Linked DNA regions of Homo sapiens: regions 1, 2, 3, 4 and 6 are each linked to region 5. Evidence: chromatin loops called from intact Hi-C (ENCODE). Cell type or tissue: Caco-2. All regions are shown on one strand. Region 1 holds the start of LOC107985981 (a long non-coding RNA gene). Region 2 has its middle 20 kb from the start of MIR4776-1. Region 3 has its middle 18 kb from the start of LINC01878. Region 4 has its middle 62 kb from the start of MIR4776-1. Region 5 has its middle 45 kb from the start of SPAG16-DT. Region 6 overlaps LOC105373864 (a long non-coding RNA gene).

Evidence for each region. A loop is a pair of places that touch in the nucleus more often than their neighbours do. Peaks named below come from ENCODE experiments on the same cell type or tissue, not always from the same donor. Only the 100,000 strongest peaks of a DNase experiment are listed, where the experiment ranks them.
Region 1: a loop joins it to region 5, with 8 times the contacts of the local background. A loop is called at or near these places in 7 of 110 quality-filtered maps.
Region 2: it touches region 5 in a loop (5-fold over the local background); 4 of 110 quality-filtered maps call a loop at or near these places.
Region 3: it touches region 5 in a loop (8-fold over the local background); 12 of 110 quality-filtered maps call a loop at or near these places.
Region 4: it touches region 5 in a loop (8-fold over the local background); 8 of 110 quality-filtered maps call a loop at or near these places.
Region 6: it touches region 5 in a loop (10-fold over the local background); 9 of 110 quality-filtered maps call a loop at or near these places.

The regions. Positions count from the first base shown.
Region 1 is chr2:213,186,359-213,191,358 of GRCh38, forward strand. It overlaps LOC107985981 (a long non-coding RNA gene), which reads left to right and starts at 2,081. Exons shown (of 5, transcript XR_007088069.1): 1 at 2,081-2,232; 2 at 2,784-2,858. RefSeq lists enhancers at 1,232-2,094, 2,095-2,955, 3,818-4,678. In Caco-2, no CTCF peak of the experiment used is centred here; DNase peaks (open chromatin) are centred at 2,013 and 3,333; H3K4me3 peaks cover 540 bases.
Region 2 is chr2:212,903,261-212,908,260 of GRCh38, forward strand. No RefSeq gene overlaps it. Among named protein-coding and RNA genes, the nearest start is that of MIR4776-1, 20 kb to the right of the region's middle. In Caco-2, no CTCF peak of the experiment used is centred here; a DNase peak (open chromatin) is centred at 2,871.
Region 3 is chr2:212,774,886-212,779,885 of GRCh38, forward strand. No RefSeq gene overlaps it. Among named protein-coding and RNA genes, the nearest start is that of LINC01878, 18 kb to the right of the region's middle. In Caco-2, a CTCF peak has its summit at 2,261 (motif pointing right); a DNase peak (open chromatin) is centred at 2,426; H3K27me3 peaks cover 125 bases.
Region 4 is chr2:212,861,374-212,866,373 of GRCh38, forward strand. No RefSeq gene overlaps it. Among named protein-coding and RNA genes, the nearest start is that of MIR4776-1, 62 kb to the right of the region's middle. RefSeq lists an enhancer at 1,812-2,106. In Caco-2, a CTCF peak has its summit at 1,947 (motif pointing right); a DNase peak (open chromatin) is centred at 1,998.
Region 5 is chr2:213,236,889-213,241,888 of GRCh38, forward strand. No RefSeq gene overlaps it. Among named protein-coding and RNA genes, the nearest start is that of SPAG16-DT, 45 kb to the right of the region's middle. In Caco-2, no CTCF peak of the experiment used is centred here; a DNase peak (open chromatin) is centred at 2,303.
Region 6 is chr2:213,173,678-213,178,677 of GRCh38, forward strand. LOC105373864 (a long non-coding RNA gene) reads left to right here. Exons shown (of 3, transcript XR_923851.3): 3 at 389-593. Among named protein-coding and RNA genes, the nearest start is that of LINC01953, 8.5 kb to the left of the region's middle. In Caco-2, no CTCF peak of the experiment used is centred here; a DNase peak (open chromatin) is centred at 2,164.

The DNA of each region.
Region 1 (5,000 bases), 51 kb before region 5:
TTACAACTGGATGCTAAACACTGACTGAATTAATTGCCCCCTCACTGAGGGCATAAGGTTAGCTTTCAACCATATGCCATAATTTTTTAAACGATTTTTTTTCTTTTCTAGAAGATGTATGTAGTATAACTAAAAAGCAATAAAAATTTTCACATTAAAACCAGAATCATTACTTTGTAGTGAAATAGCAGTCATAATTTCCTCTTTTAAAATTTTTATCCCTTTCTCTGTTCTCTTTGTTCTCTCTGCTCTACCCCCTTCCTTTGCATGAGTTTACATGTCTTGTGATATTTTTCTTTTTCCCTCAGAGCATAGATACAATTTCCTGTGGGGCACTCAGTATCTCCAAGACCTAGGATGTGCCTTGAGAGGTATGGTACTATTTTGAGGTAAGTTATAACATAAAACTGCATTAGCTCCCTCATTTGTGAAAAGTATACCAAATTCCCAGATATGTGGTAAGCAGTTACTGGTAAAAACACAATCCTAATGGTTTTCATAATTGATGTTTGCAAAACCAGAAATAATTCTGATCATATTGCATCCCCCTTATAGGACTCTGGCAGTGAGAAAGGATTTTGTATTTCATGAGTTTTAGTAGGTATTATATTTAGACTTTTTTCTGTAGCAGAAAAAATACTTCAGAAATTTTTTCTTATACTAGTTTGTGGAATATTAATGAAAGACAAACACACACATTTTTACTTTTATTGGTAAGATTTCAAGAAAGATGTGACAGATGATTCTCATGGAATATAAAGATTTTTCAGCTAATCTTTAAATTACTTTCATTTTTAATTTTTGTGGGTACATAGTAGGTATATTATATTTACGGGGTACATGAGATATTTTGGTACAGGCGTACAATGTGTAATAATCCCAGCATGGGAACTTTAAATTACTTTTAAAAGGAGACATTACTGCTCCATTTTGTTTACCTTTCCCAATAAAATGTAAGACTCAATGAGCATTCTCTCAGTTATTTGAAAAATTATTTTGTCTTACTTTGGCATAATTTTTGGAATGAGCTTTCTGCAATGTTCATTGGCCTAGACATTAATTATAAACTGCTTGACCTTAATTGATTTCTCATCCATCTATTAGTCCAAATCCATACTTCGGGTTTAAATAACTTAAGGAACATGATCTGACTCATGAAAAACTTCCATTGACTTTACTCGAGTCTGTGAAATTTTGTCAGACATCCAGAATCTAATTCATTGCTACATCCCAGAATACAAACTACAAACGAGAAACTGATGAACTTTGTACCAGGTAGCAGGGTAATGTTCTTTTAATGTTTTTCCTGGTTTCAATAAGATTTCTTTTATAAATAAATAGCATTTATAATGACATTTAGATTCCTGGTAGATAGCTATTCACTTACACTAGAGACATATGCTAAATGATTTTCTTACATAAAATATTAACATTACTGCTTATTATTATCATTATTTTTAGTTTCCTTTAAATTTACTTTTTATGCACCCCAGTTAAGTGCAGCCTATGTACAGAAACAATAAATTTTTGCTGGTTGTTTATTCTTAAAATATTTAGGCCTAGTTTCAATGGCTATAGTGGATAGCTGAAAAATTTTCCTCATGTTGTTGGAATGTAGGATGAATCAAAAGGAAGTTAACAATTCCAGAAAGATGGCAGCATGAGGGCACATATTCCACCCCCGAACAAAAATGTACTTCTTTGATTGGAAGTAAATCAATGACAGGTACAGTGCAGTGGGATGCAGGGTGCACAGGGGAGTAATACTGATGTCGGGAATGATACCAAACACAGACCACAAATCTTAAAGAAGTTCTTCCAAATATGGCAGCATTTAGAACCCATATACCATTTTTTTTTTCCAGGGTAGCACAGACTTATAGGAAAGTGAGGAAATTCTGGGAAATCCTAATATTAGAGAGACAAAGGTTGGCGCTGCAGGCAGGCTCTGAGGAATGACGGGGCCTTGAGCCTCTTTCCCACCAGAGTTCAACAACATTCCTAGGCCATGCTGGCATCTCTGGAATGTAAAGTGAGCACTCTGCCCCTCCTCACTTTGCTTCTCTGATCTGACATTTTCGTAGTTACCAAGTTCCCTCAGATGAAGGAAGGGAGAACCCTAATCTGAAGAGGGGAGGTCTGAAGTGGACAGGAACAGTATCAAGGAGACCACAGGAGGCAAAACATTAAAAGTTGAAGAAACAGCATAAATAACAGAAGACTGAAACTAAGGTGAGCGGGGAAAGCTTGCACTCTGCAAGCAGTTAGCCCAGGTTCCAGTCCTAGTGCACTGTTTACTTACTTGGTATGTGCTACCGAGCAAGTTTCTTGACCTGTTTGTGCCTCAGTTTTCTCATCTATAAAATGGGGATAATAACATGCATGTAAGAATTAAAAGATAATATGTTATTTATATAACAAGGGATTATGGCAATACCTGGCACATACCAAGAGTTCTGTAAATGCTGATTGCTTTTATTAAATTAAGTCATTTAATACATTTACTTTGTTATTAAATTAAATATCGCTATTACTAAATCTACATAAAAGTGAGATTAAACAACTTATTTAATAGACAAAAACTCCAATGACATCAAAAGTCGTCCATATGATATGTAAAAGAGAGCTGAAATAATGCAACTCAAAAGGTAATAGCAAAGGACATTATGCTAGAAACGCTAATCACTATTGCCTAGTCACATTCTCTCCTTGTAATAGTATCCAAAGACAGGAATAAAGGCCACATTCTTTTTCCTCTGACTCTACCCCACCTCTGGCTACAGCTGATTGGATCAAGGACAGACACCTGACCAAGGACAGTCACGCTGTGCTTTATGTCCCGGCAGAAAAAGGCTCTGGTGAGGATCAAATTTTTTTTTAATTTGGGTAATTAAATAAATGAGCTGAACGGAAGTGTGAATCAGTAACTCTTTGTAGCCTTAAATGAAGTACAGCGGGAAAAGGAACACAGGAACTCAAGCTTGCCCTGGGCTGCCTGGTGGGAAACAGACCCGGATCTGCAAAGGTGTTAGGTATCTGTGCAGAGGAAGCCGTCTCTGCCCCTGATTTCGGCCCTCAGAGCCCTCAATGACAGCAGTAGAGTCTTCTACTAAGCTATGTTTCTAAGGATAAGGTTGGGATCCTGACAGTGAATAAGGTTATCCTGCAGGATGGGGAGCTGAGAATTCTTGGCACTCGAGCCTCTCTGAGGCAGTTACCAATGCAAGCTCCCTCCCACACGTGAGGAGACATCCCTTTTTAAGTCCATCCTGTGACCAAAGCTTGGAATGCAGCGCTGGCTTTTGGAAATAAGCAAAGGCAGATTAAGGAAGAAAGATCCTTTACTGTGAGTTCTGACTGATATTTCCCTTCAGGGCCTTGAGGCTTAAGCCTTTCTTTCTAGAAGAATGGGGAGGGGAGGAGCTAGTCCCATTTGTTGCTAAGCGACTAAAGCTTTCTCGGGTCACGTTTGCAGCTATTGAGAATCAGTGACAAGGTGGATGTAGCGATGCGGGGAGAAGCCTCTCATTTCAAGATTTCTGGTTCTGTATTTTAAACCATGGAGTTCGCAAGAACAAAATTGATTGGAAGCCTATCAAAGTTCGAGAATGGTGTTTTTAGAAATAAGCCAAGCCTTAGAAGGAGGGATGAGTTTCAGGCTTAAACCAACACAGCAGGGCATCTTATCTTCCTCTGCAAAGTCCAGGCCCGATACAAAGGATGCTAAGAATAAATTTAACAAAAAATATACACAACCTGTATGAAGGAAAAAACACAAACCAACCAACGAAATGAAGGGCCTAAACTAATAGAATGAATGGAGAGTCATGACATGTCTTTTTGGAAAGACAGATACTGTAAAGATGTAAATTTTCTGCAAACTATTTGTAAGTATAACACAGAGATCCATTTTGTATTTGACATGACAACATAACTCTCATTTATTTGGAAGACTAAATGTAGGAATATCCAGAAACATTCTGAGAAAAAAAGAGAAACAAGTAGGAATTTGCCTGTGGTGTAGTAAACCTTTTTTTTTTTTTTTTTTTTTTTTTTGAGGCAGAGTCTCGCTCTGTCGCCCAGGCTAGAGTGCAGTGGCGCGATCTTGGCTCACTGCAAGCTCCGCCTCCCGGGTTCACGCCATTCTCCTGCCTCAGCCTCCCGAGTAGCTGGGACTACAGGCGCCCACCACCACGCCCGGCTAATTTTTTGTATTTTTAGTAGAGACGGGGTTTCACCGCGTTAGCCAAGATGTTCTCCATCTCCTGACCTCGTGATCCGCCCGCCTCGGCCTCCCAAAGTGCTGGGATTACAGGCGTGAGCCACCGCGCCTGGCCTTAAGCCATATTTTTAAGGTGTGACAATTGAAACTGTGATAGTGTTTGAGTAACAGCATCGGAGTAAACAGGCAGATCAATGGAAGAGATTAAAAAGTAAAGAAGCAAACATAGCTGTAAGTCCCTGGGAATTTAGAGGTGATATTTCAAATCAATGTACTGAATGGGTTTTCCAAAAAAATGTTTTGGAACAAATGGCTAGTGTTTGCAAAAATATAAGAGAACCCTGCCTCCCACTTAATTATATTTTGAAATTTAAGGCTGGGCACGGTGGCTCACACCTGTAAACCAGAAAAGCCAGCACTTTGGGAGGCCAAGGTAGGAGGATCACTTGAGGCCAGGAGTTCAAGACTAGTCTGGGTAACATAGCAAGACCCTGTGTCTACAAAAATTTTTTTTTTTAATTTGCCAGGGGGATGGTGCCGTCTGTAGTCCTAGGTACTTGAGAGGCTGAGGAGGAAGGATCCCTTGAGCCCAGGAGTTCTAGGCTGCAATGAGTTATAATCACCCACTAGACTAGAGCCTGGGCAGCAGAGCCAGATCCTGTCTTTGTTTTTTTTTTTTTTTGAGACGGAGTCTCGCTCTGTCGCCCAGGTCAGACTGCGGACTGCAGTGGCACAATCTCGGCTCACTGCAAGCTCCGCTTCCCGGGTTCACGCCATT
Region 2 (5,000 bases), 330 kb before region 5:
TATAATGCTGGGATTATCCAAGCCAATCTAAATCATTCTAGGCTAGTGTAAGTTCCACATGGTAAAGGTGGTGGTGAGGGAGTTATTATAATAAAATACATAAGAAACTCTATGTCTTACCCATATGTGTATCCATGGCCACAGGAAGAATCAATACTGCAACTCTGATCAACAGTTTCATTCCTGCATTAGTAAGGAAATTAAAATCTTACTGTAAGGGTCCTCTTATTACAGGAAGTTCACTTCTATTAGGAATATTTCATAAACCAGTTTGTAGCCAAGGTCAAGAACCAGGAAGCATGGAATTAAGTAGACCACAATCAGTAAAACAGGACTTGGTTACCAAGCTTTGGGACAGGATCAGACAGGCTAGAAACCTGCTGGGCATTGTGCTTCCTGGTTGTGAGAATACAGGTCAATCATAGGGACTCAGAGCTGAGTCCAGAGCAGTATGAATGCACAGTAGAGGCAGGGGCCAAGCTGGAAGACAAGAGCATGAAAATAATATTTTATCCATGATGTTTTTATGAGACCACAGATCAGATTCCAATTAATTATTGGTGAGGATTAGCATCAAAGTTAATTCTTCTCATAGATTGAAAAAAATCACAGAATTGGCATGACAGACTATCTATACATGTACAACTTTCACTGTTTATAAAACATAAGGATAGGCCGGGTGCAGTGGCTCACGCCTGTAATCCCAGCACTTTGGGAGGCCGAGGCGGGCAGATCACAAGGGCAGGAAATCGAGACCATCCTGGCTAACACAGTGAAACCCCGTCTCTACTAAAAATACAAAAAATTAGCCGGGCGTGGTGGCAGGGGCCTATAGTCCTAGCTACTCGGGAGGCTGAGGCAGGAGAATGGCGTGAACCCGGGAGGCGGAGCTTGTGGTGAGCCGAGATCACACCACTGCACTCCAGCCTGGGTGACAGAGCAAGACTTGCTCTCAAAAAAAAATAATAATAATAATAATAATAATAAATAAAAAAACATAAGGATAAAGCTGCAGTGCTTTATGATTGTTACTAAAGTAACTTCCCTTGGAAAAAGAAGACCACATTTCAGAGTCTCATCAGTAAAGTTGTAACAAGTTAATACTTCTGAAGGTATTAAAATGAGCATTCCGTTTAATAATATTATTGTCAGAACACCTAAGATAAAGTGTAGTAAAGGAAATTCATTCATCATTCATCCATGCCTCTGACAATTATCAGATCTGGATTCGAGAAGTAAACTTGAAGGTCATCAGCCAATAAGAGAAAGTTGAAGCTGTGGATCCTAGAAATAGTGCACTGTAATGTCAACTTAGATACATTTTAGATATGATAGTGTTAAACGCTACTATAGATTAAGTAACATGAGGATGGAGAACTGACCGTTGTATGTGGTGTTGTGAGGCTCATTCGTGACTTTGACAAGAGTAGTCATTTCACTGGAGTACTGGGGGCCTTATTGGAGTAAGTTCAAGAGAAAATAGAGAACTTAGAGACTGTAAGTGGACTCAACACCTCCAGGGACTTTGTCTAAAAAGGGAAGGAGAGGAATGAAGAAGTAGCCAGGGTGAGTCAGGTCAAAAGAGGGCTTTCTAAGATGGGAGTATACCAGCGCATTTGTATGCAGATGAGAAAGATTCAGAAGAGGTGAAACAATTGATGACATAGACAGGAGAGAAAAAAACCACCACAGTGATATCCCTGAGTAGGCAGGAGTGGATAGGATCTAGGTCCTAAGTGGAGGAATTGGTCCCTGCTAGAGTCCAACTATAGCAGAAAAGGCTCTCAATATGTTGTTGTGAATGAATTTTAAAATGCTTAGTGTGTTCTTTCTTGAGATTTTAATATCTCACTCTTCTTTTTCTGACTTGTTCTTTTGTAAAAGAACTTGAAATCTAATTCAGAATAAACGTGAGGTAAATGAACAACTTGAATAAACTTTCGTCTATTAACATTTGTGGGAAATACAGTCAGATTACATGAAAGACAAATTAATTTGGGTTACTACTGATGGGAACCATCCTCAAACTAAGACGTGGCTAATAAAAATGAAATATCCAACAACATAAGGACATGGAGAACCAATCCTTTCTTGGGATAATCTTCACAGTAGTTAGGGGGTCCTAAAGCCTATAGGAAAAGTGAGGGCTCTAGAAAATATATTTCCCCAAATACTGTACATTCCTTGTGCCTTTTTATCCAACAGACTTCCTGGCTACGTGCAGACTGATAATGTTAGGGTGACAAACCTGCAGTGCATTATTAGCAAAAAGATAAGCATCACACCATTTCATGAGAGAAAAGATCTTACATCCTTAAGCATTTCAATGAAGAGTGTAGGATCAGTTCCTCCCATGTGAATCACTTTGACATTTAAAGGGTTCATGGAACCAAGAGAAAGGTAAGGCCCATTATTGTAAAAGGAAAATATCGTAACCCTCATGGAATGTTCCTGGATTTCTGCCATGCAGAGGAAGGGACTTGTAGTGGAAGGCGATAGGAATAATAGTCACCCAGGAGATGAGTAGCCAATCAAGCCACTTAAGGTTTGTGATCATTGAGGCAATAAAGCGTCATTCTCCTTGCAGGTTGGGCTCCAGTGCTAGTACACTCGACTACATTCTATCATCATCTACACAATGTGTGATCCAAAAGGATTAAGAGAATCAAGCCCTTCCTCTACTCACTCCTCCAAAGAGTAAAACAGACGCTGGTAAATATTTGTTTAAGAAAGATCTTTTCTGATAACCAAACTGGATGCCTTTTCAGAGCAACCACAGAGGTAGGATTAGAATTGTCTGTGTGGACTAGAAGGAGGTGGTTAGAGAAGGGAAGCTGGGTGTTACCATGGAAAGCTGGAATCCAGCTCTACTGGTACGTTAGCCTCTGCCACTCTGGAATCTTTTAATTGCCACAAAGCCCCATTTCTGGGTAAACACAATGAAACTCATTTTGAAAGGAGGAGAGGGAAAGGGCAAAGAACAGAGGAAGCAGCTTCCTTATTCAGGGAAAAGGGTAGGTAACTAGCACCTCGTAGACTGAAAAAACAAAAAAGAAGGTTTTAAATTCCCCAGGATTTACAGGTTAGCAAGGCCCCTGTACAGAGTCATATGTTCTTTGAGAGAATGAAAATGTCATATCTGAAACCTCAATAAGGCACATAAAAAGGCCCAATATATTCAGAATTACCAATTCTAAAGCTCAAGGAATCACATTAAGAGAAGGAGAGAGAAGAGAATGTCTCATGTTCCTTAGTTATGGCATTTCTGGCTTAAAAAAAAAAATCAACTTTTTAATTTTTTTTTTCTTTGCTATTTTACTGGAAACATCTCAGAGAGGAAAACTAACTGTTCATCCTTTGTTAAAGCACTCCTAACCCACAGGCCAGGCTAGACAGCTTGGGCTTAGTTGAGTGCCACTGGCTAAATTTAACAGTATGGCTTTCTCGTTCTTGAGTGTGAAGGCGAGCAGCAATCAGAGGTGCTATGCTCTAGTTCTCTTTAATCCATTTTTAATTATACTATAAACACAACATGTACAGCAATGGGTGACTTCCATGGATTGTTCTGGCAGGTATCAGCTTGTTTCCAACTGAATGATTTGTTTTCTTTTTCCGCCCCCACCAGCCACCCAGATCCTGGGCCCCAAGCCCTCTGATCCTCTTTTTCCTGAAAGAACGTCTTATTTGAAACGCCATTGTCCATCTTAAATTAAATGTCCATGTTAAATTAAATTGATTAATTTTCCAAGACATTAAAGATGTTTTAAGTTTAGAATAAACAAAGCAAAGAAAGGGCTCTTTTTGTAAAAATGATGCAAAGATGGGAAAATAAGTAGATTTTTTATAGTTTTTTGCAATAATTTATTTAAATAAGTTACATGTTATGTTTTCATAAGATTCTATGTCACAGTAAGGATGAGGGAAAATTAAATCTGTAGTATGAAACAAAATAAATAACATGGGTCAAATTTAAATGTTTCTAATTTCATTATATGTAGGGACTACCCCTATATTTCCATACTATTGTGAATATTTTATTTATATATAGTAATTTTTAATTTATGAAATACTCATTCAATAACATCTTACTTTATTCTCACAAATCTATAAGGTGTCATTATTCCCACTAAAGGGATGAGGGAATAGAGACTCAGAGATCAAGTGACTTGCCCAAGCTCATAGAGCTAAAAAATAGAAGAGTCTGAATTTGAAAGTAGATCTTTCAGCTCCTAATTTTGTCATCTTTATGCTATAAACATGGTAGCATTTTCAGCATTCCTTATTTTCACATTTTCTTCATCTCATCCTCTTACATAGAAGTAAACAGATTAATCTTGAGTATTTCACTAGGGCCAAATGTATCCGTTATCTCCTTTGTGCATGCTTCTCATTAAGTATTTCTAAAGTATTTCAGGCAAAGTTTAACATATTTAGTTAAGATGTGGTTTCCCAGTCTGTCTATTCTATCAGGACTTTGATTTCTACATCTAAAAAATGGGAATAATAATCACAACTCTTAGAAATATTTAGATATAATTGAAGCAAAATGTATCTTCATCATTATGCTTTATTTTTAATTAGAAAAGAACTGGAAGCATTTATTAATGTTTATTTTTTACAAAAAGAGATGACAAGATTTTGTTGCCAATGTCCTTAATAGTCCAGGCTTTTCCCCAACATAATTTGGAGGTAACTTTAGCAAGAGAAAGACACATAGGCAAAGATTTTTCAAATGTAAAAAAGGAACAATAAATACTGTGAAGTTAAAGGAATTTATTATTTTTCTACCGTGTGATAATAAGCATGAGGGATTAGCAAACACTTAAATTTTTTTAGAATAATTACATTTTGGGATGTTGTGAAATTTCAAACTTAGCTTGACCTTTTGGTGTTTGAGTTTGTCTACTTTTGGCATAAGACAATTTCCTGACTTTAAAGACATCAGGCAGCTCTTACCAATGAATATTTTAATTATTCAAGTTGCATAAATGACTTGAAAA
Region 3 (5,000 bases), 460 kb before region 5:
AGGAATTTGAATCTGTGATATCAGCACCACTGTCACCACTAAAGTGGAAGGAAAGATCATGGGCTTCAGGGAAAGAAAACTAGAGCTCTAATCCTGGTTCTACCACGCTAAACACCAGTCTCTTCTCTAAGTAATACATACAAAGCCTATGCAACTACCAAAAGAGGCACCAGTCTGGAAGAAGTGCATTAATGCATGCATTTTCAGAAGTACTCTTTACATAGTACTCACGTTGGGCTTTAGAGTAAAATCTGGTTTTGAAGATAGGATCTGCAACTCCTGGACCATGCTAACATCAGCAAGTTATTTAATTTCTTTAAAACACATATCCTCATCTGTAAAATGTATTTAATAATCACCACCTCAATGGATCATTAGAAGGATTAAATGAGGTTAAATACGAAAAGCTTTTAGCATATTTCTGGTCCATAGTAAGTGCTTCATCAAACTATCATTTGTACTCATTCCCACTGGATTAATAGAAATTAGGCATATATGCTAAGAGTACACTAATCATTGTGAATAAACATAAAAACTGATTAAATCCAAACCAAAAGTTTAGAAAATATAAAACTATTATTTTAATGTCCTTTAGTCTCGGTATCTGATATTCAGCAGGTCCAATACCAGAGTACTATTAGGTGATACTATAATACACAGCTGTGCAGCCAAAAGTATTTTTGAAAGTTTAAAAGAAAAAAAAATCACCTTTTCCTGAATTGACTAGAAAATACATTTATCTTATAAAGTTATCTCAGTCACTTTTTGTTTCATCACAAAATTTGGTAAAATTATGTGTAAGGGGCACTGAAACTCAAGTAATAAACACACACACATTTTAAGATTTCTGTATATTAGCCAAGATAATAAAAACACAATTATGATGATTTATTTTCTCTTTTGTCTGCATTAAGCAATAATAATAAAGCTAGACAGATCTAATCTCAGTAGAACTGACTCCGGTAAAAATGATGAACATAGACTTTATCTGTCTTGATAAGAATATTTTTAAAAAATTCTTTATATTTGTGCATAATTGTTTATATTGTGTGCATAATTGTTTATGCACAATTATTAGCGAACTTACAGCATAGATGCCTGTTTTCTACTAATCCAGTAGGAATGAGTACAAATGATAGTTTTACAAAGCACTTACTGTGGGCCAGCAGTATGCCAAAAGAAAACACATTATTTTTAGAGATGTTCCCATGTCAACATGTGCTCTAACATTTCTACAGAGATTTACAGTTGAAGTTTTCAGAGCCTTTGCATATGACATTATATTGTGGACCCTTCTCCAGGGAAGAAATATATCAATATTTTTAAAGATTGCTTAAACAAATCAGAAGTACCTAAAGGATGCAGATTCGACTGACTTAAATCTCATCCCAAAAGCTTGTATACTTTTTTGCAAGAACCTCATTTGAATGCTGGCCTATCAAGTCAAGCACAGCTATTTCGAGGGAAAATATAAAGGACCGCAGGAGTTAAATCTGCTGTTCATTAACATGAAAGGAAATTTCTTGCCCCATTTAACTAATATCTTAGTTGGTACAGTGTGACGAACAAATTTTAGTTGCTAAAATCTATTATACCTGCTTTAAATTGCATCTCCCTGTAGCCAGAGGCTCAATAGTTGGTTAAATTCAATTTGAGTTGCCACAGGCTGTTAATGAGTAGGTTTTCTATTTATTCTCTTAATTGTTCTTTATCTAAATTATCACTGATGATGAAATCTTACATGCACTACATTCCCACATAATCAGAAGGTCTAAATAATTTTTCCCCTTCAGGATAATGATATGGAACTAAAGGCTCATAAAAATCTTTAGGGATGGTTTGTTTTGTGTTTTTATATGTGCAACATTTAATTGCAAATTAAACAATTCCACTTGAACCTTGGTAGCATTAACAAAATATGGAAATAATAAATGAACAGAAAGTTATAATTACTAAGCCTATAGTAGGTGCCTAACAAATATATAAATATGTGCTGATTAAGTATCATAGTTGATTTCCAGCATTAGAAAGCCCTGCAAAACTTTTAAAACTCACAAGTTTTCTGTCTCAAGTACATCTTTGTAGATAATGTGTTATGTATATGACATGAATGTTGGAATTTCATTCTTAAATTAGTTACTGAGTTTATGATACAATAGCCACAGTAAAAATGAAAACAATGAATTGGGAGGGAAAATAGAATGTTCATCTATACCTATCACTTCCAGCAGAGGTCTCTAGAGAGCAACTAAAGTTATGGAAATAAGGGATATATGTTCAGTAATTTAAATAGAAAATTTAACTCTTCAGCTTCATGTGAGCCCTTTCTTTTCACCCACGCCCCTTTCTCTTTTGATGTCTGTGCTCCTTCATCAGATAAAAGACTGTCTAAAAAACTGATCAGAAGTAGACACAAGAGAACAGGTTAATCCCAAGTGCACCGGTGTAATGTGTCACAAAACAGACAATGTAATTATCTCAGCAGCCTGTTTAACCAGCTAATTCGGCAGCTTTGCATACCAGGGGTGAGCTCATCTGTTCACTAGATAACCAGCCAGGACATTTTTCACCAAGATCACTACAGTTTTACAAAAGCTTGTAAAAGCCTAAGGATTTAGTGTTTCATTGAATGTGATTTAAGAGCTTTTTGCAATCTTTTATTTATAGGGAAGCAACAGACTAACAAAAAGAGGAAAATGCAGATGAGTATTGTACAAGGCTCAAAAGATGAAGTCAATGATGTAAATATCCATATGTGTTCACTGAAAATGAAATATCTCTCTCTTTACTGGGAATCTCGACTTACAGAAAAGTGATTTTGAGGGCAAAGACTTCTAAGCCCAGTTTTGCTTTTCTTAGAAGTACATTTCTTTGCCATTGAACACATTCTTCATTTTGCTACAATAACACTCTTTTGGGGAATCAGTGTGAGCATTAGAGTCACATTGACTCGGACTTGAATTCTGGTTCTTCATCCTTTTTGTCTTCTTGATCTTGGGCAAGTTAGCTCCACAATTTCCTAATCTTTAAAATACTAATAATACATATTGCATGGTTACTGAGGGGCTTAAGTCATGTCAGGAAAATGCTTGGCACAAAGAGATAGCTAAATAAATAGTAAATACTATTACATGAGACACACACATATATGTATATATATAAAATATTGTATATACACACATACAGGCACATATATATATATACGTTTATATATACAAGTCAGTAACAAAAATTAACCAAAAACTCAGGAAACATATATTGTTACAAATTTTTTCCTTAAAATGACTATCCACTGATCTCAGTGACAAAACCATGTCCAGCAACTAGCACAGGGCCCCAAGTGCTTAATAATATTTGTTGAATGAAATAAACATAACAGACTAGGGGAAGAAAATCACTGAAGAATATATAAAATTAGCCAAAAATATTGACAATATTTTAAAGTAGTGTGTTTTCCTATTCAATATTTTCAGTAAATTAAACTTTGAAATCAAAGGACAGTAATTTCTATGTATAATAGCTTAGATGGAGCTTACACCTGTGATGTCACATGTCTCATCATTTGACATAGTTAAATGGCAATAGTGGCAGGAGAGTCCAAGTCTTAGACAATAATAAAAATAGCTTTGAAGGTGAGGGAAAGAAAAAGGAAGGTTCTGATTGAAAGTAAAGTCTGCAGAAGGGCCTGTTATTACACCAAAGTGACAAGAAAAGCACAAATGAATTACATCTGAGGTGCAATATGCCAAAGTATATGGCATGGGAAAACTCCATAGCCAGGGGGATGGCCAGGAAATAGATTTAAGAAAAAGCCAACCACCATCTCCTAGGTTCATGTGAAATAGCTTCAACAGCAAGTTCAAAGCCAGGGAAAAACAAAGGCTCTCTGCCTTTAGCTTCCATTCTACTACCAACAGAGACTGTTCACACATCAGCCAAAATGCAACTTGGATTTTGCTGCTCCCCTTCTCTAAAACCTCCTGTAACCCTGCTATGATTGACCTCTCTACTTCTCTTAATTTATTTCAAAGCACTCTTCCCTTGACGTGCTCCACTGAGACCATATTGGCCTCACTGCCATCTTTTGACAATAGCCTGAGGCATTTCTACCTACTATTAGCTGTCAGGAAGTCTATTCCTCTGACGTCTACAAGGCTTGCTTCCTCACCCCACTTCCTTCAGGTCCCTGCTCACATTTTACCCCTCACAAAGGCCTTTGCTGACCGCCCTTTCTAAAACTCCAACTCCAGTCACTCTCTGGTTTTTAATGCTGCTTAATTTTTTTCATAGCACTCACTGGACCTCAGTTTTCTTTATTTATTTGCTCATAAATATACTCTCTATTATCCCACTGGAATTTTAGCTCAGGGAGGCCAGGAGTTTATTTTCTTCCCTGGTCTATCCCCTGTGCCCAGAAGTCTCTGGCACATAACAGTGACTTGGTACACATATTTGTCAAATGAATGGTGGGAAAGGAGGACAGTAGCTGAATGTCTGTGTTGCCACCACATTTTATTCAATCTAGTTCCATATTGTATCGTAATTATGAATTTCTATGACCTGGTGCCACCCTTAGTTTGTCAATTCCTTTAAGTAGTATGGGGTCTTCATCTTTGACTAAAGCATCTGGCACCCTGTGGGTCTTAAGAAAATAGTTGTCTAGCAAACAAAAATTTTAAAAATGAACAAAAAGCACTAAATAGTGAACTTTGGAAGTTTTTTAAAAGTTGAGAATCATAGTGTATTTCCAAAAGTAAACACATTACGGTAATATTATGATGTAAGAAGTCCAGTAACAGATATCTTTGTCTCAGCCATTAATGAAAAGTTTCGGGCACAGACTTCATGTTGTGCAATTTTCAATACACATCAAGAAGTGTCTCATTATTATTATTCTTAACTTACAGGTGGGAAACCTGAAGAAAACACTTGTTAAGAATCCGGCCCAGAATTACAAAGCTAATAAGTGCCAGGACTTGAACCCCAGTCAGAGTAACCAC
Region 4 (5,000 bases), 380 kb before region 5:
AAAAAGGATGAGTTTGTGTCCTATGTAGGGACATGGATGAAGCTGGAAACCATCATTCTCAGCAAACTATCACAAGGACAGAAAACCAAACACCGCATGTTCTCACTCATAGGTGGGAATTGAACAATGAGAACACTTGGACACAGGAAGGGTAACATCACACACCGGGGCCTGTCGTGGGGTGGGGAGAGTAGGGAGGGATAGCATTAGGAGATATAGCTAATGTAAATGATGAGTTAATGGGTGCAGCACACCAACATGGCACATGTATACATATATAACAAACCTACACATTTTACACATGTACCCTAGAACTTAAAGTATAGTAAAAGTAAATAATAAATAAAGTTTTTATTCTAATTTATTCATTTGACGTTTTCCAAATTATAAAACCAATATCTAACTGTGGTAACAAGATAAACAATATAAAGAGGGTTTATAAAATTATTTTTATCTTTTCTCACTTAATTTCCTCTCCTACACACACATACACACCCTATACACGCACTCACCCATATACACCTGTGCATATACAGCCACATATACACACAGAAGGCTTTGGTTTCCTTTAAATAAAACATCAAAATGGCATCATATTCTCTTACCCTGGGTGTCCTTTTATTCAGTTAACAATATATTATGGCCACCCAAAAATATGTAGGAATTAACTAAACTCTGTTTTTTCTAATAAATAATATGTGAACACAAAATAACATATCCTCATATGCACACATATAATATTATATATAAATAGAACTATATTGTATTATTTTAAAAGGTAGTCATTTTCTTTATTCTTCACTCCACTGTCCTCTTATCCTTCTGTCAACCTGTACACTGCCGTATCCTCTAATCTGCATCTGCTCTGGCAAAACCAAGATAAGTAGTTAATAATTCAGGTGGATGTTTTATATCATTAATGCTCTAATCATTTAGTTATATATTAAGAGTGATGGAACAGGCCCTGGGGTGCCTGTAAAGAACAATCTTAAATACTGGAGTTGAAAATACAGGGCATTTACTTGTTTGTGGTGTTGTTTAAAAGAAAATTCAAACCTATTATAATGTAATGTGACTTGACACCTTGTTTTTGTCTCTGATCATGGAAAACTCTGAGTAAACTGTAACCGTTCTAATTCATTTCTCTTGGTGGCTGCATGATATTCCAAGGTGTGAAGTTTTGGTTTGAGAACTTTACTATTTTGAATAATGCTGTTTTAAACATTCTTCTACATCTACCCTTTCATATTTATGGGTGAGTTTCCTATGGGTTATATTACTAGATCAAAGGGAATTTTAAATTTTCATAGATTTTCCCAGATTGTTATTTCAAAGAGGTTATAGCAACACTTTCACTATCAATGCATAGAAGAATACTTTTCTGCAAATCTCTATGAAAAATGGCTAATACATTTTTAAATGTTCCAGTTGGCTGTGTATAAAATCATATAATTGTCATTTTAATTTTAATTTCCCTGTTTACTTGGAAGTCTAGGAACCTTTTCATATGTTAACAGGTCACTGGCACTTGCCCTTTTGTAAAAACTCTAGTCATATATTTTGCTCATATTTCCACCTAGTTATTTATATATTTTCCACTTTTATTACTTTTTAAGAATTCTTTTTCTATTATGGCTCAATTTTCCCAAATCTATCACTTGACTTTTACTTTATGTTGAATTCTTGCTCAGAGAGCTCATATAGTGCTCATTAGGGTCATTCACTGGTTCCTTGTTTTATCTATTTGGAGAGGTCATAGTTCCTCCTTGTTTGCTGTTGTTTCTTGTGGGTGTACATTTATGTATTTGCATTGAATGATTAGTTACTGATTCCAGTCTTTTCTGTCTGGCTTGTTTTGTTTTATAATTGGACACATTTTGTTAGAGTCTTTGTAATTTACCTGATGAATTCCTTTTCTTTTTTCCCCACTAGGTTGCTGCCTCTTTTTTGGCACTAGATGGCGCCTGAAAGCCAGCTTTGCCTGTGCTCTAGCAAACAGAACGCTGCCTGACCTGAATCGGGTGGGTCCCAAACAGATAGTATCCTGGCTGTGTGGGAAGACTGGTTCATGCGCAGAGGACCTGTGTAAAGTACTTCCTACAGGGTGATGCTGCTGAACAACCACTCTGCTTTGGCGTCTCCTTTGGCTGAGCTACAGAGCAGAGTTTCCCTGGCTGAGGATGGTAGTCCCATCTCCACATTTTGTCTCTGCCTATCCTAAGGAATATTTTTCCTTTCAGGCACTAGGAAAGCTTTGCTGTGTTGAAGCAGGGACAGATATCCTGCCAGGGAACCCAAGATGATGGGGAAACTGGCCATCTGCCATGACCTCACTTTTTCTAGTGTAGAAACCATGAGTTAGAGGCAGACTTCCCATGTGCTTGGTGCCAAGCTGACTGATGGGAGGGGCATCACAGGTATGGAAGTCCAATTCCCTTATCATTTGCTCAACGTTTTTTCACTTACTTGTGGCCCTGGAAACTGTCTCATCTTTATATTTGAATTCTGGGATAATGCTGGTGATAATCTCAGTGCTGTTTATTTGGTTTTGGTTTTTCTGTTGTGGGTGGGGGTGCGTAGTGAAGCCAGATTGATTCTGTGCTGCCATTTTGAAAACAAAAACTGACTTTAAGCTATTTGCTGTACATTTTAAGTGCTTATATTAGCCAAATCAACTACAAAAAAGTTTACTCAAGTAATTGAATAACAGTTTCCAAAAAAGAATTTTTTAAAAAAATCTTACCAACAAGATATTTGGATGTGAAATTCTAAGATAGTTCCTTGGCTTAGAGGGAACATCATGGATTCATCCCCTTTCCATTCATCCTTTTGCTCTTTCATCTAAGTGTTTTAGCTTTTTATCCTAAGCCTAAATATTGACTGTTAGACATAAGATAGCTTCTAAGATACAAACATGGTGTTTTCACATGGTTGTGTTCAAAGGTAGAAAGCAGAGGTACTGGGGCAGTGAGAAAGCTCTCTCTTTCTCTTATTTTATTTTATTTTATTTTATATTTTATTTTATTTTATTTTATTTTATTTATTTTATTTTATTTATTTTATTTTATTTTATTTTATTTTATTTATTTTATCTTATTTTTGAGTCAGAGTCTCTCTCTGCTATGCAGCCTAGAGTATAGTGGTACAATCTCAGCTCACTGCAACCTCTACCTCCTGGGTTCGAGAAATTCTTGTGCGCCTCAGCCTCCAGAGTAGCTGGGATTACATAGGTGTGTGTGCCCTCACATACGGCTATTTTTTTTTTTTTTTTTTTGAGACGGAGTCACACTCTCTCACCCAGGCTGAAGTGCAGTGGCATGATCTCGGCTCACTGCAACCTCCTCCTCCCAGGTTCCAGTGATTCTCCTGCCTCAGTCTCCTTAGTAGCTGGGACTACAGGCGTGTGCCACCACATCGGGCTATTTTTTTTTTGAATTTTTAGTAGAGACAGGGTTTCACCGTGTTGGCTAGGCTGGTCTCAAACTCCTGGCCTGAAATGATCTGCCCACCTTGGCCTCCCAAAGTGCTGGAATTACAGATGTAAGCCACCACACCCTGCCCAAGAAAGTTCTCCTTACAAAAGAAGGGAATAGCCCTTGGATGAGCCATGTGTTTTCCACAGCCAAATACATACTTTTCTTCATAGCTTCTAGATTTCTTACATTATTTAAAAGGGTTTCTTCTACCTATAGATAGTACATTTAATCTCCCAATTTTTCGTTGTCTTATGTTTTATATTTAGGTCTCTGTTCTATCTAAAATTTATTTCTTATATCATTTGGATAAAAAAATTCAAAGAAATTTAATTTTGTTTTCCTTCAGGAGTAAAGCCAGTTTTGTCTGCACTCTTTATTAAATAAACCGGCTTTCCTCACTGAAGAAAAATACCAGCATTGTCATCTATTTAATGTTTGTGTATTCTGGAGGATTTTGAGTCCTCCCTTCTCCTGGCCTGATTTTATATCATGGGCTAATTCATTATTTATTTTATTTACTTTAAAATATTTTTATTTTCATGTAAGTCAAATGTTTTCCCACCATTCTTCACTCTTTCTTGGCTGTCATCAAATGTATTGTTATATAGGAATCTTAAGCTCATTATATTCAATTTGAAAATGAACAAACCAAATGCTAATGTTATTCTGATGGGATGAAAATGCATTAAATTTATGCATCACTTTTGTGGAGATTGACATTTTAAAGATATTAACTCTTCTCATCTTAGAATATAGTCAAGGTTATCATTTGTCTTTTATGTCCTTTGTCAATTTTTTTTTTAGTTTTCTCTATTTTGGGGGGTTGATCTTAAGTTTATTTTTAAGATTTTTATAGGTCTAATTACTGTTGTGAAGGAATAGTCATATTATGAGGAAATTACATATTTCTATTTCTAAGAAAACACTTTTTTTATATTTGTTTCTTATGCAGATACCATGCCACATTTTTTCTAAGAAGCTTTTACATATAATTTGAATTTTCAAATGCACAATTTTTCCACCAATAGCCTTTATATCAATTACTTCACTTTATTAACTTATTGCATTCCCTCGAATCTCCCAATGTTGCAGTGGTAATAACAGGTATCCCTGTGTAATATCTGATTTTAATTGAAATACTTTTCTTGTTTAACAACTCAGAATAATCACTAGATATTGGATTTGGGGAAACCAATATCTTATTTATGCAGTTTCCTTCTTATTTCACTTATATTTTTGTTAGAAATGGCTATTTGATTGTCTGAAATACTTATTAGCATTTAATGGTTTAGTCATATGGTTCCCTTTAAACAAAATTATGTAATAAATGATGTTGATTGATTTCCAGATATTGAACCATCCTTGTATTCTTAAAATAAAATCTACTTAGTTTTCAATATATTTCTAGATTCTATTTGTAAATATTTTCTTTAGAATTTTTGCATCTATATTTGCAAACTATATTTTATATTTTTCTTTTTATAGTATATTTGTCAGCTTTAACATTGTTGCTATTTTATTAGG
Region 5 (5,000 bases):
AGATCATAAACACACAAATGCCTTTTGTTTCTTTAGCTAATCTAATTTTATTGGTAAAGAAACCTTTAAATGCATTGTGATTTCTTTCACATGCGGATTAGTATACTCTCATATCTTCATATTCTCTTTTTTAATGGGGGGAAATAGTGCCTCACTTAAACCATGATGTGAGAGGCTCTGATACAATTAAAACGATCTAAACAGCTGTAGAAACATTTCTGAGCCTTGTTGATGAAGAAGTAATCTCGTTTGATGGACGTCTTCATTTCTATCTTAATCACAGCATGCAAGATTAGCAATACATGTGTTTCACTCCACTTAATTGCTCAGAACGCATGCACAAATGCAGGGCTTTACTTCAATTAATTATTTTGAATTTCAATGAACTTAGGAGAGACCACACTGAAAGTATCTGATAGAGTCCTTAGATAAATGTAATGAATGTTAGAGAAACTTTATATAACAGTCTCCTCCAAGTCTTGATTTTCTGCCATCATAGTGAAAGAATCTGAAAATATAAACATGAACATATAAAAATAAATCAGATAATTGGATGACCTAATGTGCTGTCTTTAGCTATAGTCATTAACTGAGGGTTCAAAGAATACTGAAAAACTATTAGATTAACTGTGCCGTGGTTATAGGAAAAAAGGAAAGGCATATGTTCTTACTCATACATTGATCTACCATTTCTGACCCTCATCATAAATTTATTAGTGACTATTCTGTTATACTTGTCTTGAAAAACATTCTAGATTTAAGTCAAGATTGTTTTTAAATTTTCATCATATGTGCTAAAACACCATGTTCTAAACACTTCCTAATTACTGCATATGCAAAAAAGCAATTAGAGTTACTTTATAGTTAGAAACTGGAAATAATACTTTGACTCTGGATTATAGGAAAAGGTTTAAAATTGAGAAATAATATTAGAATATGGACTATAAGGAATTAGGCTAAAAAGAGCCTTTTGTGAAATAAAAGTGAAATAAAAGTGAAATAAAAGGCAGTTTAAGCCTCAGTTTTGTTTATCAGAGACCAAGGTTGGTGACTTGTTCAGAATACCATGGAGAGAAGACAGCAGGCTGTCGTGGATGCTGGAGTTCACGAGAAAGGTACCTTGTAGAAACATGACACCCCAAATCAGCATAATTATGTGAAAGTCAAAATTTATTAGAAAGAATTGTTTCTGGGAAAAAAAGAAAAAATGACTGGGAAGGCAACAGAAAATGTGTATAAAATTAGGCAGAGAAATCTGTTTAAAAAGTACAGAAAAATCATAACAGAGAAAATAGTTTTTTGGCTGGGGCAATTGTTAATTTACTGTAACAACTGAAGTTGAGAATTGTACAAATATAAGTCTAGTAAACATGTATTCCTAACCAGCTGCCCTACATGGGCAGCATTGTAGATGTCTCCATGAGAGAAGAAAAATTGAAAATATTTTAATCTATTTTATCTTAAAATTTATTCCTATATTGAGGAGAAGTGCTAAGTCTGCCGAATTGGGAGGAACCCACCAAGAGTGCTACACAGAAATTAGTATCAATGTACCCCTATCTAAGCAGTAGGCATTTTCATGAGAAATAAATATATAATATAAATAAATTTATTATTACATACCCAGCAGCAAAGGTTTATTTCTCATGGAGACTTGATTTCTGCACTTTGATAGCTGATATATCCTAACTGCATTTGTCTCATGATTTAATGGTAAAATTTTTTATTTTCCATTAAGGTCAGGAATTTTAGTTTTGGACAATTTTTTTTTTTTTAAGAATTGCCTTCCTGGTTCCACTTTGACTCCATTACTAAATGAACATTTAAAAACTTTCTTTAAAAAAAAGCAAAAAAGAGCAAAACAAAAGAAAAACAGAAAAGCCCCTGCAGATTTCAAAAACTCTACTGAAGAAAAAAAGCAACAATGAAAGTCCTCTACTGATAACAAAAAGGGAAAACACCAGTTTGCTTGAGGAGCTAAGCTTTAGTATAACACAAGCTTACGAGCCCCTTCTAAAAAAAGTGGTCAAATGAAAATGCTTCAGAGATTGCTGGTGTATTCTTGAGAAAAAAACAGTTTGGTTGAAAGAACAGTTGCTTTCTGACTTCTGCTAAAAAGTTGAATTCCAACATAGTTGTCAGATGAAACTGTACAATCCAAATCTCCTCTTATTGACAATGGAATCTGGTTTTGGGTAAGTGACTTTATTACTCATCTGTTAGTTATTCTTTGAACAAAAGCAGTCTTGTTGCTCAACCTAAAATCGGAACAGATAAACGTGTAATACCCTTTGCACTGGGACTTGGGGTGTTGCCAAAGCCATGTTAAGAATTCAAGACTAAGTGCCATAATATTAAAGGCAGAATATCAAATTCATTCACACTTAAGGTTCATAAGCTGCAAAAATACACAAGTAATTCCTTCTCCTGAGATAACTCCATTTTAAACTTTTCTATAGTTACCAAACTGGAAAGTTTAGTTTTTCTAAAACCAAGCCATCATGTGCCTTATTGACACAAGGACAGCCAGAAATAACTCACACTAGAAAAATGGAGATTGTTTCAGAATATTATGAAATGAGACAAAATGGTCATATTTATTACACAGATTAGAATGAACTATCCACATAAAGAAGAGAAGCAGTTTGTTCCTAGTATGCGTGTTGTCAATAAATGAAAGAAACAGATGTAAACACCAAGTTCTCACATAGGTACAAAACCGAGGTGGATTTCTTACTCTACATATTTTGAAATCAGGAACAAGTATGAAGGCTTATTTTTATAACAGAACAATATTAGTTGCCAGGATTTTAGTTTTGATTTAAGAATAATTACATATTTTAAAATAGAATAAAAAAGACAAATACTATTAGTTAGTTGTTGGCTCTATTTTTATATGACTTTATGTAATAACATTCGGTTAACTTTAACTTTAACTTAAAAAAAATACTAAGCCTGCAAAATAAGTGAATGTTCAAAGGTAAAACTCTCCTTTGAGGCTGGGTGCGGTGGCTCACGCCTGTCACCCCAGCACTTTGGGAGGCTGAGGTGGGTGGTTTGCTAGGTCAGAAGTTCGAGACCAGCCTGACCAACATAGTGAAACCCCGTCTCTACTAAAAATACAAAAATTAGCCAGGCATGGTGGCTCATGCCTGTAATCCCAGCTACTCAGGAGGCTGAGGCAGGAGAATCTCTTGAACCTGGGAGGTGGAGGTTGCAGTGAGCTGAGATCGCACCACTGCACTCCAGCCTGGGCAACAAGAGCAAAGCTACGTTTCAAAAAACAAACAAACAAACAGACAAAAAACTCTCCTTTGAGAGAGCATTGCTTAGTACTCACAGGCTATTCTTTTTGGACACTTATACTTTAAAATATCGTTATTTTTGTAAGGCTCCTATTTATACATATTGCATAGAATATACAGATATGCATCAAGACATCGTAAAAAATATATAATTGGAGAAATATTTGTTAGGTGAAAATCAATAGTCATTTAAAAGTGAAACATATATTTATACACACATGTACACACACATATATTATATATTTATATACGCTCCCAACAACCCAAGAGAAATTAAAAATAGCATGCATTTTTCATTTGAATTTGTTTTGCCACACTATTTGGTTATTGAATCTCTAAAAATAGTAGATATTAAAAAAAGTTTATTGAATATTCAAAACTCAATAAACATACTTAAGTTTGACATACTAAAATAGTGCCTAACATTTAAGAGTGATTTTATTTATTTTCAGATCTCATGGATTAGTGTTTAAAACTGTGTTACTTTTATCTTAAAACCATTGTGCCAATGTAGCTCAGTCTATCTATAATTGAAAACATTTTAATTGAAAGATGATCCTTGTTCTTAAACAACATTGACCAGTGGCCTTTCCAACTTATGGAGATCTCCAGAACATAAAGAAAAGAAAGCTTACTTTAATTAAATAATATAAGTCAGCACAGTACCTTGTCTGCCTTATATGCTTAGCATCTTTCTACAACAGGTAATGATAATTTTCCCCTAATAACTGAGGTCAACAGTAGCAAATTCCAGTGCCTCTGCAGCCAGGCATGTAAGTAACCTCTGCAGTTGCTAAGTTGGTGTGGGAATTGAGATGAGAGGTTGGTATACTCTGCTTACAGGTATTTAAATTTAGTCTACATTTTTCTCAAACACTGTTCACCAGTGTTTTGCTTTCCTAACATTTTAGGCAGAGGGGCTAAATGAAAACAACAGTTGTTCTACAGTGACCTCTGTGAAAGATAAGAACAGAATGACTTGGTTAGTTTGTTAATGCAAATTCTCATCCATGCTTGGATATTCTAACTCTGTAGACCCAGGAACCCATATTTTTAGACACAGACAAGTTTATATTTCTAAGAATCTATTGTTAAAAATATACAAACGATTAAAAAATCAGATACATACTTTAAAAATAATCAATCAGAAATGACTGGCAAGTGACTGAAGATGCAGGGTTTGCTGCAATAAGAGGTATCAGATGTGAAGCAATCCTGATGTTTTAATATTGGCCAGCTATACACATTCCTATCTATTGTATTTGTTGTATATGGCTTATGGTTTTTTAAGATATAGGTGCAGTAAACAGTAGAGATCAAGAAAAAAAGTGTTTTGAGTTAAGTAGATTAATACAAATAAATCCTGAATGGTGACTGCTGATTTGTTTCAGTTCTTTTGATGTATTTTCACTTGTTTAAATGAGAGCTCCTAGAACAGATATTGGTTACAGATACTGGCACTTAACTTAGAAGCACATGTCATTGAATGACCTATGGGAAATAAACTTTTACCATGCTTTTAGAACTGATATTAGCAAGCAGTTGTCTAAGCTATATTTTTTCTCTGAATCTGCTAATTTTCATGACAACTATATTTGGTCAAGAAAATATACTATTGAAGTGATGCAACACTTCATCACTTTTCCCCCCATCTGACCTGTTTGCCTTGTTGCAACAACATTTTCAGTTTTATAC
Region 6 (5,000 bases), 63 kb before region 5:
GTTTTCAGTCCTACTCACCAATTTATACAAAGATGATTTTGAAATTTTACTTATAAATTTCAATTTCCATCTTAATGTTAGTAGTTCTTACAAAGTAATCAAAGGATTGGCTAGTTTGTTTTTGACAAATGTACTTCAAACATACTGTAATATTTTTGGCATGTCAGAAAATTTTGTATTTAAATTTTTTAGCTATCAGAATATGAAAAGTGTTTTTAAAGATGGCAGATTTACTTACATTGCTTCAGCTGTAAAAGAATGTTCTAGTAGACACCATCCCCAAAATCCCTTTTCAAAATGTATATTCTTTTTGAAAGTAATTACTGTTTCACTTATTGTTAAAATATTACCTCTACCATTAAGGAATTGCTTATTTATATTTTTGCAGGTATCTATTAGGCAGTATAGCCACTGGCTATGACAGAAAATGTCACCAACCAGAAGCTGACAATCAAGAGAGCCCTTTCTCAGGGCTAAGAAGAAGGAGTGAAAAATAAATCTAGAGGGGCCAATGAAAGATATCTGACACACATAAAATCAGTCACACATGGGTGAACTGTAAGAGACTGAAAGTAAATAAATGAATGAAGTTACCCTTGTCAAGCCCTCCAGTTATGGAACTCCTCCATTTCCCTCAAAAAACCTCATATAATCACATGTGAGAAAAGACTGTTAGGGTCTCTAATGGGGCCTCTTTTCTAAACAAACTGAGAAATGAAGCAACATGTAACATATGAAGGCAAATTCTCATGTTTAGTATTATGAAATCTAGATTAAAGAATGTAGCTTAATATAAGTACCAGATGGGCCTGCTACAAAGACCCCAGATATAGCAAATTTACCCAATCCATTTAGGTGTTGCTATAGAGAGGCAGGTGTCCCCCAGGGAGAGGACAGAATTCCAGTAGTCCAAGGAGAGGACTGACAGTATCGGGTTGGAGGGGTAGAAAGACCAAGACTTTGCCTAGTAAAGTCCCTTCTAATAGAAACAAGGCTTGTGAAAACCATGTTCCCTTCTACTGAAGATTGGCTAACGAGCAGATCTAGTGAGGATACCAGGGTCAACTCATATAGTAAATATCAATAAAGTGTAATGTATTTCTTTTTAGATAAAAATAAATAGAAGTACAAGTTCTAATGTTTTCTTTCTTTAACCTGAGGGATTTTTCTGCAGACCTCTTAGGGTATACCACTTTTGAGGCTGTTGGGCTGAAATGTGCACTATTGGACCACTATTGGCAAGTTTTGTTCTAGCCCAGTTCCTGGTAATAATCCTGGCCAAAGGTGGGAAGAATTTCATGCTGTGGGCAAAATTTGCCTCAGGCACTATTTTGACTTTCATCCAGGTGTCCTGGAATCTGACTTAGTCCCAGTACCACTTCCAACCAAGCTCCAGGCCCATCTTCCACTGAATATGTCCTCTAGCTCTTTGTGAATAGCTCAGCAGCAACATGTCATCACTGCTTAATTCGAAACTGACTGCTATTGACAGTGTGTCAGCCTTATGATTATATATGAAGGACAATATATTATGTCAATTCACTTAAGTCTTTATCTCTCATGAAGGTTGGAATGGCTTTTATTTTTTATCTGATTGACTCTCAGCAAATCAAGCAAGAGGTCTTAAAAAGAAAAAGTAGAAATATCTTACAATTCAATTGATACAATGGATAGAATTTTCTGTTCCTACTCCAATGTCGTCATAGTAAGAAAAGAATTTGAAACTTGAATTTGAAATTTGAAACTTGAAAGACTAAAATGGGAGACTAATGACATTTACGCTGTCTTCTATCCTTTTTTTGTTGTTAGAATCTATTTTTTTAAATAAACTTTTACTTTTAGATTAGTTTTAGATTTACAGGAAAAAAGTTGCAAAAACTGTACAACTGAACTCTACAATTCACTCTCAGTTCCAAAACCACCTTCAAAGTTTTTTTTTTTTTTTACTTGTTTGGTTGTTGGGATTGGTTTGCTTTTCATTTTTTGAAACCACATGCATTTAATGTTACTTCAGGGCAATAATCCCAAGATTTGTGTAGGGAGATAACACTGCCATATTCCAGGGATTTAGGGTAATAAAAACACCCTGCTTAGTTAGAATAAGAATTCAGAGCCATGACCTCCGGTCTTCTTAAGTAAATACAGGAGAATTTAAAGCTGCCCTCTGGGCAAATATTTTAGGGGCTGATGAGCATTTACCTTCACTTAAGATATAGCTTGTCATCAATATACCCAAGTGACTGACAATTTCTATTTACTGTTTAATAAAAATGAACCCAGAATCCACTGAAGTTCCTTGTCAACTCCAGGACAAAAAAGGAGGTACATCTTGATGAGCAAGTAGAACAACATTTTAAAGTCTAAGAAGGTCACCAGTCTTTGGATGAGTCTATAGTAACTTAGAAGCTTGTTGCCCAATAACCCAAAGAGGAGAATGAACAAACTCAAAATGAGGGAGTGTGACTGCCCCTTTAACACTTAAACTCCATGCCCTTGGAAGCAGAAGTCCTAAAACTCCACAAAGAAACTACATTGGTGCTCAACAAATATTTGTTAACTAATTGACTCTGAAGAAATTTGGTAATTTTTACTCTGCATAAAGAGTGAGAAGTGGCCACTGAGTTGCCAAGAAAACAGAGAAGGCTTAGGAAGAAGAAATTTATGCTCTAGCACTGAATTTACTAGTCAGGGTTCTCCAGAGAAACAGAATCAATAGGACATCGATATATTGATTTATTATGGGAATTGGCTCACTTGATTATGGAGGCCAAGAAGTCCCTCCATCTACTGTTTGCAAGCTGGAGAACCAGGAAAGCTGGTGGTGTAGTCAGCCCACTGTATCTGTGGGTTCCATGGATGCAATCCACCATGGATAGAAAATATTCAGAAAAGAAAAGTATTTTAAAAAATACAAATTTAAAAAATACAGTATAGCAACTATTTACATAACATTTACATTTTATTAGGTATTATAAGTAATCTATAAGTGATTTAAAATATTCAAAAGGATGTGCACAGGTTATATGCAAATACTACTCCATTTTATGTAAGAGACTTGAGCATCTGTGGATTTTGGTACTTTCTATGAGTCCTGGAACCAATCCTCTGCAGATACCAAGGGATGACTATAATTTAGTCTGAGTCTGAAGGACTGAGAACTGGGGATAGGAGGAAAGGCTGGTGTAAGTCCTAGAGTCCAAAGGCCTAGGGACCAGAAGTTCCAATATCCCAGGGCAGAAGAAGATGGATGTCCCAGCTCAAAAAGAGAGAGAGAGAATTTACCCTTCCTCTGCCTTATTGTTCTATTTAGGCCCTCAACAGGCTGGTGAGGGTGGTCTTCTTTACTTGGTCTACTTACAAAAATGCTAATCTCTTCTGGAAATACCCTCACAGACACACACAAAAATAAAGTTTTACCAGCTATCTGGGCATCCTTTAGCCCAGTCAAGTTAACCCATAAAATTAATCATCACAAGCACCCTATTTTTAAACTTGTGTTTCTGCAGGGAAAATACATACACAGGCCAAGAAGCAAAACACCTTAGACCCAAGTTTGTTTTTTTTTTAAGTTTACTTTATTCAACATTCTGTGCTATGACCTTCTCATATACTTAGCACTGTATGGAAGACACAAAGACATAAGACACAGACTCTGTTCTCAGGGATCATATATTCTTAACAATAAGAGCCCATATATGCATATGACAACTTGAATATAAAACCTACATGATAAAGTTCCAAGTGAGTTATACAGACAAGTGCTGTGAGAATTCAGAAGAGAGAGGAACCACTGTGTGCAGAAAGTCTTCTGGAGGTGAAAGCTGAGTGAATCCTTAGAAATTCAGAAGGATTTGAGTAAATACAGAAGTAAGAGTAAACTGTTTCTACACCTACTTTTTCTATCGGAAAGAGGGTGAACAAAGAATACAAGGTGAAAATAATCACTGATTTGTCCATGGGGTTGCAAGTAAACCAGTTTAACTTGAATGTATAATTCATACTGAGGAGTAATGAGGGAGAAATTAAAAATTCAAAACAGATTACAGAAAGCCTGGAAGGGTCAGCCAAAGCTTTCCCTCTGTGGAACAAAGGACAGGACCTGGGGCTGATTTTCAGCAGCCGCATTCACTAGATATGGAACACTAGGCAAACTTTTAAACCTCTCCCAAAGCTGTGGTTTCCTCATACTTGTGTGTCAGACTTGTGCATTATCAATAATATGCATAGTGTGGCACTCACTGAGTGATTGCTCAACAAACCTAGTATCATTTTAGGTAATGGAAAATCACTGTAGACTTTGGATGAGCAAAGCCTTAAATTAAGCAGTACTCCCCATGAAACAGGTTTTGTATATAAGATGGGGTCAAGAAATTGAGATGGGAAAAAGAAAAACAGAAGGGATTTTAAGGTAGGGGGCTGCACTGTGGAAACCTAGTTTCTTTGAGATTGAAGCATTGAGGAGTAGTTTCCAGACTTAGGAAGTTGTAGCAAGAAGTGTCAACTGAATATTTAAGTTTTATGTGGAAAGGATGAAATGATGGAAGCTCTGTATGGAGAGGGAGAACAGTACAGTGGAAGAGAGACAGGCAGTAGGCAAGTTTATGGTCAAAGAGGAAAGAGATTAAGGCTTAAATCTTAGTGAATCTGAACCTTGTGAGGATACCATTTGCAAGGAGTTGGTCAGATTGCTGGAGAGACGTTATGGAGAAGACACATAGCCTGGTGGATTTAAGGAAAGCCAAGAATTTTAAATTATTTATATCATGTGAAGATTCAACCAATGATTTGACATTGTTGAGGATAGCAACCAAATTTTAAATAACAGGAGAAAAACATGAGGCAGATTATGAAATTCTGAAAATAACGAGGAAGAGCCAATCTTTCCCGGGGGGTGGAGACAGAGAGAAAAGTAGAAATGCAAAAGGGCTAAAAAGTGGTATATTGTGATATCTAAACATCAAAGGAAAAAAATGGAATAGTAAGTGTGAGTGAAAAATCTG